Regions from separate parts of the Homo sapiens genome. Here all the other regions are linked to region 2. A link is a contact called in ENCODE Hi-C or POLR2A ChIA-PET data. All regions are on one chromosome and are shown on one strand. The core of a region is the stretch at or near the end of the contact, and the rest is flanking DNA. Distances in the headings are between cores, read along the strand shown.

Region 1 (2,885 bases), core at 380-2,879, 480 kb before region 2:
TGAGTCATTCCATTTGTGTCTTAATATATAATTCTGCTCTTAGTTTTGTTTTTCTTACTTGGATAAGCTGAATTTTTCTTTCTTTTTTTTTTTTTGACATAGAGTCTTGTTCTGTTTCCCAGGCTGGAGTACAGTGGCACGATCTCGGCTCACTGCAACCTTCGGCTCCCAGGTTCAAGTGATTCCCCTGCCTCAGCCTCCTGAGTAGCTGGGACTACAGATGCCCATCACCACGTCCGGCTAATTTTTGTATTTTTAGTAGAGACAGGGTTTCACCATATTGGCCAGGCTGGTCTCAAACTCCTTGATCTCAGGTGATCCGTCCACATCGGCCTCTCAAAGTGGTGGGATTACAGGGGTGAGCCACTGCACCTGGCCATAAACTGGATTTTTATTTCTCCCTTCATCTCACCCTGTGATCTTATGGAAGTTGTTACTAGTTCACGTATATTAAGTCTTCTTATATCTTTCTCGGGATACTAAACTGATATCCTCTAAAATTTTCTGTTTTCCCAGAGAAAACAATTTTGAGAGATATTTTTCCTCTGAATCTTCAAAGTAAATACTTTTTCCTGAGCTGAAACTTTTCATTGGCTCCAAGTAATTATTAGTTGTTTTGCTGAAATTCATCCTTTCATTTAGAGGGATCTATCCAAGGCTGGCATTTACCACAATAAGAGATGCCTAAAGTAGGCTGGGTGCGGTGGCTCACGCCTGTAATCCCAGCATTTTGGGAGGCCGAGGCGGGCGGATCACGAGGTCAGGAGATCGAGACCCTCCTGGCTAACGTGGTGAAACCCTCGTCTCTACTAAACATACAAAAAAAAATTAGCCGGGCGTGGTGGCGGGTGCCTATAGTCCCAGCTACTCGGGAGGCTGAGGCAGGAGAATGGCGTGAACCCGAGAGGCGGAGCTTGCAGTGAGCTGAGATCGCGCCACTGCACTCCAGCCTGGGCGACAGAGTGAGACTCCCGTCTCAAAAAAAAAAAAAAAAAAAAAAAAAAAAAAGAGATGCCTAAAGTATTTTCAGCTTTCCTCCCCACCCACCTGGGTGACGGCAAATTTCTCATCTCGGAAACAGATGCCCAATATTGTTAGTTACTAGGGAAATGCAAATCAAAACCACAAAGAGGGCCAGGCGTGGTGGCTCACACCTGTCATCCCAGCACTTTGGGGGGCTGAGGTGGGCGGATCATGAGGTCAGGAGTTCACGACCAGCCTGGCCAATATGGTGAAACCCTGTCTCTACTAAAAATACAAAAATAAGCTGGGTGTGGTGGCATGTGCCTATAGTCCCGGCTACTTGGGAGGCTGAGGCAGGAGAATTGCTTGAACCAGGAGGCGGAAGTTCCAGTGAGCCAAGATTGCGCCACTGCACTCCAGCCTGGGTGACGTGAATTCCTTGCTTGAATTATTCACGTGTGTGGTCTTCCATGTAAATAAAAAAAAACCCACAAAGAGATACCATTTCCCACACACAAGGATGAATACATTAAAAAAGCTGGACAATAAAAAATATTGGTGAAGACGTGGAGACACTGGCACCTCATACATTGCTGGTGAGAATGCAGAACTGCAGAGCCACTTTGAAAAGCAGTTTCACAGTTCCTCTAAAAGTTAAACAAAGAGTTGCCATTTGACCCAGCAAGTCCACTCCCAGGTGTCTACCCAAGAGAACTGAAAACATATGTCCGTGGAAAAACTTGTACGTGAATGCTCACAAAGCCATTATTCATAGTAGCCAAGAAGTAGAAACACATCGGGGATGGTGGCTCACACCTATAATCGCAGGAATTTGGTAGGTTGAGGCAGGATTATCACTTGAGCCCAGGAGTTCAAGACCAGGCTGGGCAACACAGGGAGACCTCGTCTATACAAAAAATAAAAAAATTAGCCAGGCATAGTGGTGCGCCTGTCGTCCTAGCTACTTGGGAAGTGGGAGGATTGTTTGAGGTACGGTCTGCAGTGAGCAGAGATCATGCCATTGCACTCTAGCCTGAATGAAAGAGTAAGACCCTGTCTCAAAAAAAAAAAAAAAAAAAAAAAGAAAGAAACGAAACAAGCCAAATGTCTAACCAGCTGATGAGTAGATAAACAAACTGTGTTATATCCATATAACAGAATATTATCTGACCATAAAAAGGTATGAAGTACTCATATATCCTAAAATATGGATAAATCTTGAAAAAATTATGCTAAATAAAAGCAAACAGGCCAGGCGAGGTGGCTCATGCCTATAATCCCAGCACTTTGGGAGGCTGAGGCAGGTGGATCACTTGAGGCCAGGAGTTCGAGACCAGTTTGAGTCTCCACTAAAAATATTAAATACAAAAATCAGCTGGCCATGGTGGCGCACATCTGTAATCCCATCTACTCAGGAGGCTGAGGCAGGAGAATCACTTGAACCTGGGAGGCGGAGGTTGCAGTAAGCGAAGATCTCTCTACTGCACTGTAGTCTGGGCGACAGAGTGAGACTCTGTCTCCGGAAAAAAAAAAAAAAAAGAAAAGTCACAAAGACCACATACTGTATGATTCTATTTACATGCAATGTACAGAGTAATAAACTCTAGAAACAGGTTAGCAGTAGTTAGTAGATTTGTGGTTTCCAGGCATTAGGGGGTGGGGGAAGTGACTGGGTATGAGGTTTCTTTTTATGGTGATCAAAAATTCTGGAATTAGATAGAGATGATTATTGTACAACTTTGCAAATAAACTAAAAAGTACTAACTTGTTTGCTTTGAAAGGATAAATTTTATGATATGTGAATTATATCTCAAGCAGATTTTTTTTATGAAAGAAAAAGCAACTTTAGAAGTCTCAAAGAAAATCTGTTTTTTAAATTTCAGTCTTATTTTGATGTTTACTACCTTCAAGGTAAAAACAGT
Region 2 (2,938 bases), core at 199-2,698:
GTTATCTAGTAAGAATGGCTTGAAGTGAGGCTTACCAATCTTTACCTTTTACCTACATAGTTTCTTGATGAGAAGGAGACCAGACCCAGGGAACTTTCTGGAGATGAGTGTGGTAGGCTGTGCCCCCCAAGCTCCAGCGCTCAGAGCTAGAGACTTCAACTTGGGGTTGAGCCAAAGTACTGGCCTTTGATACCTCACCTAGACTGAAGAGAGGGCAGGGCCAACGTGACTTGCCTGCCTGGATGCACTGTGAGAAGCTGGAGCAGAAGGAAAGCAAAAGGAAGCCAGCTGAGGAGCTGGGGTGCAAGGGCCCTGAGACTGGGCAGGCCAATCAAAGAAGGCAAAAAAGTGTGCCATGCACAAGCAGTGCCCCAACTCCATAATCAACCCCTTCTGACATGTGAGGCCACATGGGTGATATGCTGTCTTGAGTCAGATTAGCTACTCTTATCCTGGGGAGAGAAGAATGAAAGGAGGGAAAGCGAGAGAGTACGTGTCCATCCAAGTGTTCCCTAAAATGGTCTGCAAGTCAGATGGGGAGAAGTTCCCTCATCTATGAGCCTGAGATGGGAATATGGGAAAAAGAATAACAGCGTCTACAAAAACGGCAGGCACTGCTCTTGGCCAGGATACTGGATATCTTTGACGAAGATGCATTTTTTTCTTCTGAGCTGTTCTTAGATGGACCCTGTCAGCCTGCTCTGGAACCCCAAAAAGGCAGGAGTAGAATTTGTTCATGCCCTTAGCACAGTGCTTAGCAGACTCTCAATATATATACAGAATACATGCATTTACTTCTCTCTCCTTTTTCTTCTTTCATGGAATCAAACTCTACCTTAAATTGACTATTATTCCTTTAGCTGTGTTATTATCCTCAATCAGATTGTTCAACATGTTCAACAAGTCAGAATGTTCAACATGATGACTTTGCACATCTCTGCTCCATACAATATGTATTGATCTTGTTGTTTAGCTCTTGGAGGACCATCTCATTTTCCCTCTTATACCAAGTTCTTTAGAAGTGCATTTCCCTGTAGCTGTCAAGAGCTTACTCTCTCATTCCCATTCCACAGTCATTTATGAGCGGAGCCAACGTTAAGATCCAAGGTCACGGGAAGAAAATGTTATTGGATAGACTGAACAACCCCTGTTAGACGTTAGCGTTTCACAGAACTCATCAGAGAAACCCAAGTTTTCACCAAACACTGCATTGATTTCCGCCTCCCACAGCAATTGGTTATTTTGCCCAAGAGAGGAAACTGTTTCCATTTCACACATGGTAAAGGACACCTCCTGATAATTTCCCTTTGGGGCCAGGAATTTAATCTTACTACTGGGTTAATGCTTTTACTTGGGTGGCTTTTTAACCTCAATAAGTGAGCTGTACTTCCTCCCACCATCACTTTCATAATTGCTGTGAAAAGAGGCCCTCGTGTGGGTTGCTGCAGAGACAGCCTGGGGAAAGCCGGTGAAGTTAAATGCGCTGCTTGAAAGCAGAGACACCCACTTCTAGCCCCTCCAGCCCGAGCAAGCCGTTAGATTTGGACCCTAGCAGGGACAAGGTCAATTTCTCTTTGCTTTTTTTCTTCCATTTCCTGTTCTTCCACTTCTTCTATTGCCTTCTCACAGCTATTCCAGGCTCTCTCCTTCTTTTTCTCTTCTCTTTTCGTGTTTTCAAACAACAGGATAACTTTCAAAGCCTTTCCTTTCTTTTTTCACTCTACCCACAACCCCTTGGCTGTTCAAATGCCTAAGTTCACCCTTCAGCTAAAGAGACAGTGCAACTTTTATAGTCAAGAATGTAGGCCAAGAAGCCAGACTTCCTGGGGCTGAATCCAATTTGCCAGGGAGACTTATGGAATCTCTCAGGTCCTCGGTTTCTGCATCTGTCAAGTGGGAATGATACTAATAGTTCTTATCCCAGAAGATTATTATGTGAGTCAAATCAGTTCATATGTGTAAAGTGCTTAGAAAGGTTACGTAACAGACTTAAGAGCATTTGCTGAGAAACAACCACCACAACAACACATCACAAGTGGGTAAGGATGAACAGAAAGTGCAAACGGCCTTAGAACAGAGATCATATTCCACCCTTTGTCCCTCTGATTGAGGAGAGGGGATTGCCTGCATCTGTATTTCTTCCCCTAGCATATCCATATATTCTAGAACTCTGGATATGTTCTTTGTGTAAGGTGAACTTAGTTCAGAAATATTTTCTCAGCTTTTACTCTCTTTTTACAGAGTAAGACTTGATCTCTTTTGTGAAGAGCTATTTCTGGCTAGCTTCAAACTACCATTTCAATTAGTGGCCATTGTTTATGCCCATGATGTATAAGCTGAACTGCCCCTGCATTCTTTATTATTTTTTTTGAGATGGAGTCTTGCTCTGTCGCCCAGGCTGAAGTGCAGTGGCACGATCTCGGCTCACTGCAGCCTCCGCCTCCTGGGTTCAAGAGATTCTCCTGCCTCAGCCTACCGAGTAGTTGGGATTATAGGCACCCGACACCAGGCCCAGCTAATTTTTTTTGTATTTTTAGTAGAGACGGGGCTTTGCGACGTTGGCCAGGCTGGTCTCAAACTCACGACCTCATGATCCACCAGCCTTGGCCTCCCAAAGTGCTGGGATTATAGGCGTGAGCCATCGCTCCTGGCCTGCCCCTGCATTCTATAATCCAGTCCCAAGGAAGGGGAGAAAAATGCCAGGAGAGCGTGGGGAAGAAAAAAGCAATCATCGCCCACCCACCAGAAAATCTCCCTGCTCTCATATTTACTCTTTAATGACAGAACTGGATTTATGTACACACTTAGCTAATGACATGTTTACATGTCTTGTCTCCTCTTGATCCTAAGGTAGTGTCTATTCCCTGCCTATGTCTTCTTGGTGCTCAGAACAGTGCTACATTTACCTATGGGTAGAAAATACAATTTGCTGACAAAC
Region 3 (3,238 bases), core at 1-2,500, 300 kb before region 2:
TTGTCCTAAAGGAGGCCTCTGGTGTTTCAGCCTCCCCACTCTGGGCCCTCCTGTCCCTGGGTGACACTCTTTTTGCCCCTCTTCAGATCTGGGATGCTTGTACCTGCCACTGTACCCCCGCCCAATCCATGCAATTAACAGGCTTACATCTTTCAAGGTTCTTTGCATTGTAAACCTTCTCCTTAACTCTGCAGGTCAAAGCTTATTGGCAGGTGAAAGGTCACCAGGTCCAAGGCATGCCAAGCCCCCTCCACGCTAAGGAGCTGAGTACTGTGGTCCCCAAAGATGGCAATATTCAGCATCTACAGCCCTGGATGCAGAGAAGACACCTATTACGCACTCTGCTCCCCTTAGCTCTAGACTGTTCCCTGAAAGGAAGAGACCACCCCAGTCCCTCCTCCACATGCCCGATGTCAGGAGGGGTGTTAGGAGACAGTCCTAGGCTATGGGACAGGGCACGTGTCCCACAGAGTCCTGTGCTTCCCTATCTGCATGTAAGTGTGAAATGGTCATTAAGGTGCACATGCTGCCAGGGAAATGGCCAACATTCCCTCTTTATAGATTCTGAATAATTAAACAAAAAGAGAGAAATTATAAAAATCCTGTTTGGTTCCATAAAAATTTATTTCTGTCATTTATACCAACTGCTTATCATTTATGCCTAATTGTCATGGAACTCAATAGCTATTATGAAAATTACTCAACATGTATCAGGCTTTGTCTTCTTGTGACACAAATCTCCACTCATGAATGTATCATAGTTTATTGCTCATGTAGTTAAGCCGTGAGCAGATGCTCTCCTCATGGGCTCACAGCAACAGCAACAACAATAACAAAAAAGTGTGGCTGCATCATTCTGCCTAGGAGAGATTCCCAGGGAAAGAAGAGTTATTATTGCTTCGAACATAGAACCCAGTTCTGGGCTTCAATTATATTTTCCCATCACTGTTTAAATCTTTCTTTGGTTGGTCCTATAAGAAATACCTTTTTGCAAAGCCAGTTGATAGTTTTAAAATCCAAAAGGAAAGAAAATGAAAAACTTTAATGAAACACAGGAGGAAAATACATGAAACTATTTAAAATAGCTCCCACCAACAAATATAATTCTCCAGAAATAATTTCCATCCTTGGAGACTTGAATAATATTTTAAACACTGGCTTTCCCATGTAAACACATCCATATTAGGATGTGTTTCTGAGTTCTGCTATACTTGCAAGGCAACTGCAGGAGCAGGCACACAGTTCAGACATCTGAGTTGGAGGCCAGCCCACCCTCCATGGTTGTCAGATATTGTAGCCCAACAATTTCTAACTGCTGATTTGAAAAGGAGAGACCACCACGATTCTCAAGTCAACGCAGGAACCCTGATCCAGGATTTCTTTCTTTCTTCCTGTTTTTCTCATTGCTCTGTCTACCTGGACCAATGTTTACATTCCTTTGCTTTTCTTATTCCATCCTCACTTACCCCTTCTGACATTTCTCACCTCTTCTCTCAGAGGCTACATCGCTAAGAATGAATACTTCAGCTCAGGTAATTTCTTTCTTCAGTTACTTTCTTTTTCTTAGCATGCAAGCCTCAAAAAATCCTCACTTGAATTACCTGTGATTGCCTTGTTTCTCTAGGCCTTTGGCCCTTTCTAGAGAAGTGTAAACTTTGCAGAGGGTAATGTAAATGAAGGATCGGCAGAGGCAGAAATGCAGGAGCTCCAGGGTAAAAATCTGTCTGTCTAGCTGGCTCCCGGTCCATGGAGATTAGGATCCTGCTGTGCTCACAGGCACCCCCACTGATTACAGCCTCTGCTTTTTTTAGGCTTTGTTTACATATTCCCATCTCTACCTATCCTGAAACTAAACTCATCCCTCTTCCCACACACCCCACTCCTCTAAGCAGTGAGCAGTGCACCCATATCCAATTCCAACATCAATTTCAACATCACTGCCAACTTTCATATTCCCATGTATGGAAGCATGGGTAGATGTCCCTAACCAATTCTGAAAGCTCCCATAGTTTACAAGCAAACAATCATTTAAGCAAATGTAGTCTTCTCTGAATTGCACCAATAGAACAAATATAGCAACAATTATTATTCAGTACTATCCCTGCTATATACAAAGAAATACGATCATAAGTGTTCTCCTGGAAGGAACAGAGGCCATTTAGGCTTTAAATTGTCCAAAAAGCAAAGAAAACCAGAAAAGCTGGTTTCTTGGCTAAAGATTTATTTATTCCTGTTTCAAGAACAAATACACAGCCCTGAAAGTTTCTGGGCAAGAGTCAATCTGCATATGGAATGGATAATTCAAGACCATTGTTCTTTCTAGATTATAAACCCCAGAAAGGTAGGCTTGAAATGTGTCTGAATGACCAGCCTCACTTCATGTACAGGTCAGGTGCCAGCACCGAGAGGGTGTTTTGGCAAATGCCGTGCACATGTGAGCCAGTGTGTGATTCTTCACACTTCTCCATCAGTACGGGCTCCTCTGTGCCGGGCACTGTGCTAGGGGCTGGAGAGAACAAGACCATTAAGATGCTGCCTTCAAGAAATCTACACTGAGCAGAGAAAGAGATGCATGTTCACATAAAAAAGCAGCCAAGCATTGCAGGTGCTAAGAGAGCAGTCTGGGATGTTAGAAGGACACGATAACTCTGAGCTGAGAGGAAGGAAGGTCAAGGATGGCTCCACAGACATGAGGACACACACAAGCTGAGGCTTACGGATGGAGAGGGTGCTGGCCAGGAGTGAGAGAGAGAGGAAGAGACAGGAACAGGAAGAAACACCAGTAGAACCCAAAGTGGTTCGCATGGCTACCTTGGGTGTGAGGCGGGGGAGCAGAGAGAAAAGGGAGAGAGGCAGACAGGAGCCAGGCCTTGGGGCTCATGTCATTCCAAAGAAGATCTGGGCTCTTTCTCCTGAAGGTGAGGGGTGGCACTGAGGATTTTAAGTGGGAGAGCAAGATGATCAGGTTTGGGTTCGCTCTGGAAGCAGAGCTGTGAGATGGCATGAGTGGGCCTCTTCCCCACTCCGGGTTACTCCTGGCCTCTCTCCATCCCCTTACTCACAGTGGCCAGGGGGCAACTGAGCAGGTGATGCACAGTTCCAGCCCGACCTCCTCTTCCCCCATCTCAAGGCAGCAGGCCTCTGCTCCACCCTCCCTCCCCGAGGCTTGCCTGACCCCTCCTCCCAGGGGACCACACTGGCCAGTGCTGCCAGCCACTCAGGGGGAGTCAGCCTCATG

What was found. A loop is a pair of places that touch in the nucleus more often than their neighbours do. ChIA-PET counts read pairs that join two places held with the same protein, here RNA polymerase II (POLR2A). Pooled maps may share reads with other maps.
Region 1: a loop to region 2 is called in a pooled map, with 2.1 times the contacts of the local background. The contact joins two enhancer-like sites. A Hi-C loop is called at or near these places in 2 of 50 pooled maps. POLR2A ChIA-PET finds 5 or more read pairs at or near these places in 2 of 52 experiments (H1 and activated CD8-positive, alpha-beta memory T cell).
Region 3: a map of HepG2 shows a loop between it and region 2 (2.5-fold over the local background). The contact joins two enhancer-like sites. A Hi-C loop is called at or near these places in 8 of 168 maps with a recorded cell type or tissue (HCT116, HepG2, Right ventricle myocardium superior and 4 more), 1 of 37 single-sample maps with no recorded cell type and 10 of 50 pooled maps. POLR2A ChIA-PET finds 5 or more read pairs at or near these places in 2 of 52 experiments (H1 and activated T-cell).

Annotation. Positions count from the first base shown.
Region 1 is chr15:90,785,160-90,788,044 of GRCh38, reverse strand. All of the region lies in intron 14 of BLM (BLM RecQ like helicase), which reads right to left. Among named protein-coding and RNA genes, the nearest start is that of BLM, 69 kb to the right of the region's middle. Within about 2 kb of position 1,629, at least 5 of the 41 ENCODE cell types and tissues checked have a DNase peak (open chromatin) inside an H3K27ac peak, as active enhancers do.
Region 2 is chr15:90,305,186-90,308,123 of GRCh38, reverse strand. No RefSeq gene overlaps it. Among named protein-coding and RNA genes, the nearest start is that of NGRN, 41 kb to the right of the region's middle. RefSeq lists an enhancer at 1,530-1,579. Within about 2 kb of position 1,448, at least 5 of the 41 ENCODE cell types and tissues checked have a DNase peak (open chromatin) inside an H3K27ac peak, as active enhancers do.
Region 3 is chr15:90,607,968-90,611,205 of GRCh38, reverse strand. The region is part of intron 6 of CRTC3 (CREB regulated transcription coactivator 3); the gene reads right to left. Among named protein-coding and RNA genes, the nearest start is that of LINC01585, 51 kb to the left of the region's middle. Within about 2 kb of position 1,250, at least 3 of the 41 ENCODE cell types and tissues checked have a DNase peak (open chromatin) inside an H3K27ac peak, as active enhancers do.